Linked DNA regions of Homo sapiens: region 1 is linked to region 2. A link is an interaction called in ENCODE POLR2A ChIA-PET data of the cell type or tissue named here. Cell type or tissue: OCI-LY7. All regions are shown on one strand. Each heading gives the region's core, and the rest is flanking DNA. Links, peaks and the distances in the headings are about the cores only.

Region 1 (5,268 bases), core at 1-5,000, 97 kb before region 2:
TTGCCACATGGTACCTTAGTAGGTTTTTTATTTTTCCTAAGAGTTGTTCACAGTAGAAAATACTTAGATAAAAAGAGCAGATGGTTTTCTGAACATATTGTTTTCCCCACTCAGCAGGAACTGGGGGTTTATTCTCTTCCTAGATTGTTGGACTGCACACCAACATTGACTTCTTACTCAACCTGTCTGGCCACCCAGAGTTTGAAGCTGGGAACGTGCACACTGATTTCATCCCTCAACACCACAAACAGTTGTTGCTCAGTCGGAAGGCTGCAGCCAAAGAGTCTTTATGCCAGGCAGCCCTGGGTCTCATCCTCAAGGAGAAAGCCATGACCGACACTTTCACTCTTCAGGCACATGGTATGGAAGGCTTTTCTCTTTCCTCTGCTTGTCAAGTTTTGCAAATCATCATTGAACATGCTTTTCTTTCTGTATGGCACACTGACCTCTCTTTTCTCCTCTCAGTGACTGACACCATTCTTTTCAGATGTGTTTTTTAGTATGAAGGAAAGCTCTTCACTTACCATGGATGCACCCATAAACACTATTTAACCCATTAACTGGAGTGTAACTAATCACCTAACATTGTAGAAATGGATCTCTTTGGCCAGGCGCGGTGGCTCACGTCTGTAATCCCAGCACTTTGGGAGGCCAGGGCGGCTGGATCATGAGGTCAGGAGATCAAGACCATCCTGGCTAACACGGTGAAACCCCATCTCTACTAAAAATACAAAAAATTAGCTGGGCGTGGTGGCACGTGCCTGTGATCCCAGCACTTTAGAAGGCCAGGGTGGGCGGATCATGATGTCAGGAGATCAAGACCATCCTGGCTAACATGGTGAAACCCTGTCTCTACTAAAAATACAAAAAATAAGCTGGGTGTGGTGGCACGCACCTGTAGTCCCAGCTACTCGGGAGGCTGAGACAAGAGAATCGCTTGAACCCGGGAGGCGGAGGTTGCAGTGAACCGAGATCGCGCCACTGCACTCCAGCCTGGACAACAGGGCGAGAGTTCATCTAAAAAAAAAAAAAAAAAAAAAGGAAATGGATCTCTTTTCAGTCAAACACTTGTTCTCCCCACATCCTACACTAATTTCTTATCACTTCTTTTGTTCGCCACTCCTCATAGCCCTACTTTGTTTTGTCCTCTGTACCTGCAGCAACTCCCTTTGTCCCAGAGTCTCAAGACAATCTAAGACTGGAGACTTAGATTCCCCAGGGTTACCCATGACTTATTGTCGAATTACTTCCGCTTTTTCCATCCTGTGATTGAATGTCTACCTAGAGACTTCATAGTGTCATAGAATCCAAGCATAGGAAGGGCCATAGTGGGGTTCATCCTGGCTACCACACATATGCATTGCATCCCTACCCCAGCACACCCACTAAGCTGTTGCCCAACTTCTTCCTAACACCTTGGGAAACTGGAAGTTCATTACCTCATCAGGTAGCTTACAGTTTCAGTCAGTTCTCCATTAGAAAGTTCTGCCTTTAAACCAAACACCGCATGTTCTCACTCATAGGTGGGAATTGAACAATGAGATCACTTGGACACAGGGTGGGGAACATCACACACCGGGGCCTGTCGTGGGGTGGGGGGAGGGGGGAGGGATAGCATTAGGAGATATACCTAATGTAAATGACGAGTTAATAGGTGCAGCACACCAACATGACACATGTATACATATGTAACAAACCTGCACCTTGTGCACATGTACCCTAGAACTTAAAGTATTAAAAAAAAAAAGTTCTGCCCTTTAAATTGATACAAAATCTCAGCTCTCACATACTTTTTGCATTTCAGGCTAGCTCTGACTTTCGGAGCAAACAGAATTTTTAAAAATCTGATCTATTTTTCTCTTTTATTGGTAATTATTATATTACCCTATACAGTTTGAGCATCCCAAATCCCCAAATCCAAAATGCTCCAGAATCGGAAGCTTTTTCAGCACTAACATGATGCTCAAAGGAAATGCTCATTGGAACAGTTCAGATTCCAGATACTTGGATCAGGGATGCTAAGCCAGTTAAATATAATGCAAATAATCCAAAATCCAAAAAAAAAAAAAAAAATCTGAAATTCAAAACACTTCTGGTCCCAAGCATTTTGGGTAAGTGATACTGAACCCGTATTATTATAGGATCCTATCATTAGAATCTTTAATTTCTGAATTCATTTAGATTCATTCAAGATAGCTGTATGGAAAGCTTAAAATGTAAAATGTTTTAAGTCCCGAAAACTGCATCTTTAGAAGATTTGTGCTCTATCCTCATTTTATCCTTTTACATTGAATGAAAATGCATCTAAATACGTCCCATGTGGTATTCCTGAGCCTGACCTTAACGTTTTTAGAATGGAACGTTGTCTTACTGTGACCTTCCTTTTGAAAGTTTATAATTGGTACAGATATGAGGTTCAGAATAAATTGCATCAGCTTAGCTATGCTGAAGCTCCTGGATATTGTCCAATAGAGGATATACACCCAAATGCCTATAAGGGGCCAGGCGCGGTGGCTCATGCCTGTAATCCCAACACTTTGAGAGGCCCAGGGCGGGTGGATCACTTAAGGTCAGGAGTTTGAGACCAGCCTGGCCAACATGGTGAAACCCCATCTCCACTAAAAATAGAAAAGTTAGCCAGCTGTGGTGGCACCCACCTGTAATCCCAGCTACTCTGGAGGCTGAGGCAGGAGAATCACTTGAACCCAGGAGGTGGAGGTTGCAGTGAGCCAAGATCATGCCACTGCACTCCATCCTGGGCGACAGAACGAGACTCGTCTCAAAAAAGAAAAAAAAAAAAGGCCTATAAGGGCTGGGCCAACAACATAAAAACATAAAAGAGTAAAAGAGGCCAGGTGAAAGAAAAATAGTGAATAGTAGAGACTGGTGACCTGGAATGAATTTGCCCCATCAAAAGGTGGTGACTGTGGTACAGTTTATGCCACTATGGGATTAGAGTTTAGATTGCAAATATTCAGATTCTTCAATAGAAGCTAGAATTTTTCACATGAAATTTCATAAGATGTAAACAAAACCAGCCCTTTAAACTTAACAAGAAGAACAAAAAAAGCACATCTGAGCTGCCAGTTTAGGACGTGTGTTTTTTTGTTTTTTTTTTTTTTTGAGACGGAGTCTTGCTCTGTCGCCCAGGCTGGATCCGGTGCAGTGGCGCAATCTTGGCTCACTGCAAGCTCCACCTCCCGGATTCACGCCATTCTCCTGCCTCAGCCTCCAGAGTAGCTGGGACTAGAGGCGCCCGTCACCATGCCCAGCTAATTTTTTTGTATTTTTAGTAGAGACGGGGTTTCACCGTGTTAGCTAGGATGGTCTCGATCTCCTGACCTCATGATCCGCCCGCCTTGGCCTCCCAAAGTGCTGGGATTACAGGCATGAGCCACTGTGCCCGGCCAGCACTTGCATTTTATGTTTTCTTTTGTAAGGTGTAAATTTCATAGGCTTGATACTCATAAGTTTGTTACTGAATTTTAAATTTTTTCTAGATCAATTCTCTCCATTTTCGTCTAGCAGTGGAAGAAGACTGAATATCTCGTATACCAGAAACATGACTCTTAAAGATGGTAAAAACAGTAAGTAATGTTTCATTAAAAGAGAAATGTGAGTCATAGAAATGTATCACATTAATCTGAAAAAGAGGATTCCAGCCTGGCCATGATCAGTCAGTTACATTTTTTAAATGCCTAGGCTAAACATTGGAGGGAAATATGCCAATATAATAGAATTGATTGGCTCTGGGTAGTAGAGTTGATGGTATTTGCTTTTCTTCTTTACACTTTTTAAAAATTTTGTAAATATTCTAAAAATATGTCATAAAATAAACATAGCAAAACAGCTGAAATGAAATATGCCAGAATGTTAGAAATATGCCCAAAAAAACCTCTTTTTCCCCAATTCTTTGTACTTTTTTTTTTGCTTTGCAATTTTTCTGCAGCGAGAATGTATTACTTTTAAATAAGAAAAACAGTTTTCAAAACTATGTCAGAGAGGGACGATTACCCACTGCCCATGCAGTGTTTCAGGGGTTTCAGGTGGAAGTGGGTCACTGCAGAGCTGTAATTTATTAAGTGCCTTATCTGATGTAAGTTTTTATCTTCACAACGTAAATGAGGGGGAGTCGCTGTTATACCCACGTATGGAAGATGAAAGCATGGATGGTAAGGCACAGAAGTGAAGTAGTTTAGTCAAGGCTAGTGAGTGGCAGAACTAGGATTCACACCTACTCTTTGTGACATTGACTCTTAGGCTGTTTCCACCACTTTTCCAGTAGAAAATTGATTTTTGATTGTAAACTAATTTGAGTTGGCTCGACTTAGTGACTGATTTTCTTTAACTGATGTCAAAAGAGGCTGACGCTTAAGCCAGAAGGCAGTTTATAAACTTTTGGCTGGAGCAGTGTAGCAGCAGGACCAGAATTCTATGATAGCTGGTCACTGTATCCCTTCTGCTGTGAGACAGTTTGTGTGGGAGGCCCAATGGGCAGAGTCAGAGCTCAGAATCCTGGCTAACCTTGAATGTGACATGTCATTGAACTGTGACAGTTCTGGTATAAAAATATGCCTCCCAGGTAGAGCAGAATACTTTCACCAGCTGATCACAGAACGCTCTTCCTTGGACAGAGGAAAATCTCTTTTACTTCACCTCTATGAAGACACTCACCCAGTAACAAATTTTTTTTTTTTTTTTTTTGACACAGACTCTGGCTCTGTTGCCCAGGCTGGAGTGCAGTGGCACGATCTTGGCTCACTGCAAGCTCCACCTCCTGGGTTCGTGCCATTCTCATGCCTCAGCCTCCCGAGTATCTGAGACTACAGGCACCCACCACCACGCCCGGCTAAGTTTTTGTATTTTTAGTAGAGACAGGGTTTCACCATTTTAGCCAGGATAGTCTCGATCTCCTGACCTTATGATCCACTCACCTCAGCCTCCCAAAGTGCTGGGATTACAGGCGTGAGCCACCATGCCAGCCAGTAACAAATATTTTGTTCACACAAGTTTATTGGGTTACAGCTCTTCAGTTATTTTTCAATCCTGAGCCTAGATGGTCATTATCTTAAGTGCATTGGGCATATTGTTAAGCCTTTATAATGAAAATTTGTAAACATCTTTATATAGTAGCATTCTGCAAATGGTTAACCCATCCATTTATGCTCATTTCATCCTAAAAAATACAACCCCCCAAATCTGGAAGTATCTTATTCTAGACTCCTATATGCTGAATGCAAATATCAAAAGCGGTAAAGTTTCACTGGC
Region 2 (5,508 bases), core at 176-5,175:
GTAGCATTTCTTGCTCACCAACTCATTTATTTGACTAGGTTCAGTGTTTCCTATTAATGTGTTTTTTTATTTTCCTTTGGTTGATTTTGAAAAATCTGTCACAAATAAGGAAGTTATGGTAAAAGATGCACAGCCTTTGTAGTTAGTGGAATTCTCAATAAGTAATGTCTTTATGGAGTTTTAAAGGGAAATTATTTAAAGGGAATCATGTTATAGTTGTCCATTTTTTAAATTGAGATTTTAAAAGTGTTTTTAAGTATAGCCCAATTTTCTATTTACTTACAAGTGCTTCATGATTGTTTTCTTTTTTATTTTTTGCCATCATGCTGTGCAGAAATCATAATGTAGCTTGTAATACTTCAGAGCATTGGTCTTGAAGCTGTAACTTGGGGCTGCTGTCCTTCATGAGGTAGGGCCATAGCAGGCAGGCCCTTTCCCACTTCCTTTATGGCATTCTACTTTTATCTGTTGTAGGCTGTTAGTGTTTCATATTCGATTTGGTTTGGGGAAAAATACTCAGTTAAAAAAATTTTTTTTAATGATTGGCTTTAGAGGGACTGTTACCTCTTTGGCATATCTGTCAGCGGAATGGAAAGAAATGGAGTCAGACTGAAATTCATGCCAGCTTAATCACTGAAGGCAGCACTGCTTTGAAAAGAAGAATTTTCAACCCACATCGTAAAAACAAAGCCTGATTGGAAACAATGAAGTGTTTGAAACTTAGGGGCAGCATGTAAGTGGCTTAATGAGCAAACAAACGGAACATACTCATTTTATATTTAAAAAGTACATATATATTCAAATGCATGTTCATATGAATATTATAATTTTATTTCAGGTTATGAAATATTCTGAGAAAACCTTATATCTGATGGAAAACTTGGGCAATACCCAATACGAAGCAAGAGATTTTTACAAAAAGAAATACTATAGGGCATAAGGTTGGGGGAAGACCAATTAATGAAATGGCTAAGGGACAATGCTAATTAAATCGTTAACAGTGATTTTGTCACATAATTACATGACTTATAGCTAAAAGAGCAATATTTAATCAGTAAGATTTAGAGATGGGTGTACTTGGAATCCTTTGAAAGCAGCGTGTTTAGTTTTCAAGCAAATGCTAATGTTCTTAATCCTAATAGTATATTAGACTTCGTTGTGTTGAATATATCAAATGAACGAACTATGAACCAGAGCTTTAAAATAGTGATTTGTAAGACTTTGTTACAATGGTACTTAAAAAATTGCTTTGTATAATTTACACACTGTAAAATTCACCCATTGTACATGTACAATTAATTGTTTTTAGTAAACTTAAGAGTTGTGCAGTCCAATTTTAGAACATGTCCATCAGCCCCCAAAATTTACTCCTGCTGCTCTGCGGTTAATTTGCTCCTGCCTCCAGCCCCACGCAGCCACACTGATCTGCTTTCTGTACAGATTTACCCTTTCTAGAAATTTCACAGAGGTAGAATCATGCAGTTAGTCTTTTATATCTGGCATCTTTCACTTAGCATGTTTTTGAGGTTCATCCATGTTGCAGCTTATACCTGCGTGTAGTTCCTTTAGTTGCTGACTTAGTGTTCACTGTTTGGATATACCACATTTTGTTTATCCATTCACCAGTTGATAGACATTTGGCTGGCCTACAATTAGTTTTTTTAAATTGCGAATAATAATGCTATGAACATTCATAAATGTCTTTGTGTGGACATGTTTTCATCTCAGATTCCTAGTTGTGGAATTGTCAGGTTGTGTGGTAAATTTATACCTAACGTTTTTAAAAAAACTGCTGAACTTTTTCCAAAGTGGCTGTACTTCTAGAACTATTCCTGCCACAGTGCATGCGGACTGCCGTGTCTGCACATCCTTGCCAATACTTGTCTTTTTTATTGCAGCCATCCTGGCGGGTATTTACTTTATGTGTGTGAGTTATACCTAGGCATCCCAACTCGTGTATCGATTGGATGTGCAGTTTGAGTGAGTTTCAAGTGGCCTCAGCGATTGCTGTAAAATTAGTTACTCTAGTAGACATGTACTCTCTTGGAGGTAGTATTTTCTGTAGTCAGTGAGGGTAATAATAATACTTCCAGTGGGGGTTCCAGTCCCTCAGTGATCTCTGGTGAGAAGAAATGTGTCAGCGAAGAGTGGTGCTGATGGCTGGTGCTTTGGCTCTGTTATTGTTTGTACCAAGGTTGATACAGCTACTCGACTAGCCTATGACTGACTGGTGGTGGTAATTAAACTTTGTACAGATTACTGTGTGCAGATAGTTACTGTCTTAATATTAAGTTTCCCAGAGATTTTACTTTTGAGATAGCTGAGAATTAACGACTCTTGGAATTTATAAAAATTTAGTTGATACCATTTAGTTGCTGCCAGCTGCCTGTGTTCTTATACATAGGAGACATCGGAGTGAGTGCTTTTTAAAAAATTAATGGCGTATGTCAGGTATATGTAAAAGGACAATTGCATAATGAACTCATGTTAACATGATCAATCCATGGCCAATCTTGATTTATCTAAATGCCATTCATCTTTGAACCCCTATTTATTTTGAAGCAAATCCCAGATAGCAAATCATTTCATTTGTAAATATTTCAATATGTATGTCTAAAAGATAAGGACTGTTAAATAAAACCACAATTCTGTTGTTAGACTTAACTGTTAACAGTTTGTTAGTGTTAATAACTACCCAGCAGTGTTCAAGTTGTGCCTTTTTTTTTTTTTTTCCAATTCAAGTCAGGATTCAAATAAGATTCCTACATTGCATACATCTCAAATGTCCTACCCAGTGGATCCCCACACTCTCCACTCTTTGGCTTCAAATTCATTTTTTTGAAAAAACAATGATTGCTTTAGCACTTTAAATTTCTATGCAATTTCAAATGTAAGGTGAAATTTTGATGTACTTAATAAAAAAATTCTAACGAATATATTTTTCAAGTTAATGTAGTATATAAGAAGCTATTATATCAACAGATTTTCCTTTAACTTAAAAATACATCGTGACTTGTATCCAGAACTCTTACAACTTAATGAAAAAACAACCCAATTTATAATTGAGCCAAGGATTTGAATGGACATTTCTCCAAAGAAGATATACAAATGGTCACTAAGGGTGTGAAAAGATGCTCAATATCATTAGCCATTAGGGAAATGCAAATCAAAACCACAATGAGATACCACTTCCTGCCTGCTAGGATTGCTTTAATCAGAAAGATAAACAGTGACAAGTGTTGCTGAGGATGTGGAGCCCCTGGGTCATCTGTAAGTTGCTGATAGGACTGCAAACCGGTGCAGCTGCTTTGGCAGACAGTTTGGCTATTCCTCATTTAATAGTTAAACAGAGTTAGGATATGACCAGCAATTCTCCTAGTTATATACTCCAGAGGATTGGAAACATGTTCATATAAAAATTTGTGTGTATTTACAGCATTCATAATTGCCAAAAATTGTAAACAACCCATTACATGTCCATTAACTCATGACTGGATAAGTGCAATCTTAATAGTCATTCAGTGGAATAATATTTGGCAGTAAAAAGGAATGAGGGAAGTACTGATACATGCTGCAACGTGCATAAATCTTGAAAACATTATGCTCAGTTAAGCCAGTCACAAAAGGGCACACATTGTACTATTCCATTTGTATGACACATCCAGAATAGGCAAATCTATAGAGAGAAAGATTAGCGGTTGCCAGGGGCTAGGGTTGGAGGTGGAGAATACAAAGTGAGAACTAATAGATACAAGTTTCTTTTTGGAATGATTAAAATGTTCTAGAATTAGTGGTGATGATTGTACTACTTTGTGAATATATTAAAAATTTTAAGACAGTCTTATGGCATATGAATTACATGTCCATAGTGATTTTAAAAATTAAATATAGGCATGCATATCTAAAGACAGTACAGTGGAACTTCATAATACGTTCTTTGAAAGCATCAGGAAAATACATAGTTCCCCATTTTATCTGATTTTGGAGAGAGAACTGATTACACATAGGATTGTTGCATTTCTATTTCATACACATGTAGCTGTAAATTTTCCCTCTTCAAAATTTCCCCATTTAAAAACAGGAAACACTGCACCTTCTATTAATTTTTGATGAATGGAACTTGGTAAATAAGTAGAAAATCCAGCTAATAATATTGAAGATACAAGTATACTACTTTTGTCATGTCTGGAAGGAGTGTGTAGGGAATATGTTTTCAGTGGTTTTTGAAAGTAGTTTAAGGCCAAGCAGACTGTAACTTTGCAATATTTTCTTACTAGCAGGAGTGTGTGAAGGGGCTGCTCTGCATAGCATTCCTGTCTGAGAGAGTTACTGCCCAGCCCACGCTTAGCTGGATACAGGCAGTTTTTGGGCCTCCTTGTTGTACCTCCACTAAGCTGCGAGGGAGAATAGGTTGGTAGTTTCTGTGTGCTATCCTTATCGGGGGGAAAATAATGACATGAAGTATTGATACCCTACCTAGCTGACAGAAGAATTTGGGAAGCCTGAATTCAGATGGAATAGAATTGTTTCCTTTGATTTTTTCACTTTGAGCACTCCCTGGCCTACTTTCTTCCCTTAACTTTTAATAGTGCTATGACTTTACTCAAGGGAGGATGTGTTCTTTAGACCAACCCTATCATAGCTGGAATAAATCTGTATAACTCTCTTCCCCTGGATTTAGGTAGCTGGATCAGGTTTCCTAGCTGTAGCCAGTTCCTTGTTCACTAACTTGCTTGAGCTGATGAGCTGTGGGTCTTTCTAGAGAGAAGTAACCCTTGATATTTATATCTGTGAAAAAAATATCAATAAATTTGAAATGTTAAATGATCTAATTGGCGTTTATTCACAATTTATGAATTGGGCAGCATCTTATCTAAAAATCTACACTGGGCATGGAAGAACAGTCAGTTTTTATAAGGTATCTTGAGCAGGAGCAAAGAAACAGCATAATACAAAATGCAGTTGGTTAACATTAGGTTACTTCAGGTTACTTCCCTTGTAAGGGTAAAATAGAGGGGACTTTCTCATCATGCAGGCTAAAACTGGCCTGTTTGGAGATTTGGCTGTTATCTCTCTCTCCTGATTTATCAGAAGCTCAGATAAACAACTTAGTTTTGGTTTGGTGGCCTGGAACTTTAGCATGAGTGACTTCATTTCGGTTTGGTCTGTTGGGTATAATGCAGGAGCTCAGTCCAAATCCATGGCCTGCTGTAGGTTTCATTTAACGTTTATAGAACTTGAAGTGTGTTCCATTCTATAAGTGAAAGTCAACGTTTACATTCATTTCAGGAAAGATTTTATATTTATTTCTAGAGGGAGAGTGATTGAGAAAGTGGTTACTTTAAAATGTTTCCTAAAAGCTAATTTATGCGTTATTGCCAGCTCCTCTCAGAGAGTCTGTTTGATTTGTACATTTACTTCAGAGTGAGAGATCCCGGTAAATTTGTATAACTGCTTTGGAGAATGTCTTCCTCTTTAACCAGGCCTAGGAAGAGTCTGTCCATTGGT

The links. Peaks named below come from ENCODE experiments on the same cell type or tissue, not always from the same donor. Only the 100,000 strongest peaks of a DNase experiment are listed, where the experiment ranks them.
Region 1: POLR2A ChIA-PET joins it to region 2 with 6 read pairs; 3 of 35 experiments call an interaction of 5 or more read pairs at or near these places.

The regions. Positions count from the first base shown.
Region 1 is chr3:183,032,310-183,037,577 of GRCh38, reverse strand. MCCC1 (methylcrotonyl-CoA carboxylase subunit 1) reads left to right here. Exons shown (of 19, transcript NM_020166.5): 13 at 144-360; 14 at 3,501-3,587. It overlaps LOC124906309 (a long non-coding RNA gene), which reads left to right and starts at 3,594. Exons shown (of 2, transcript XR_007096188.1): 1 at 3,594-5,268. In OCI-LY7, for the core only: no CTCF peak of the experiment used is centred there; no DNase peak of the experiment used is centred there.
Region 2 is chr3:182,935,584-182,941,091 of GRCh38, reverse strand. It overlaps DCUN1D1 (defective in cullin neddylation 1 domain containing 1), which reads left to right. Exons shown (of 7, transcript NM_020640.4): 7 at 1-3,018. Among named protein-coding and RNA genes, the nearest start is that of DCUN1D1, 42 kb to the left of the region's middle. In OCI-LY7, for the core only: no CTCF peak of the experiment used is centred there; a DNase peak (open chromatin) is centred at 3,211.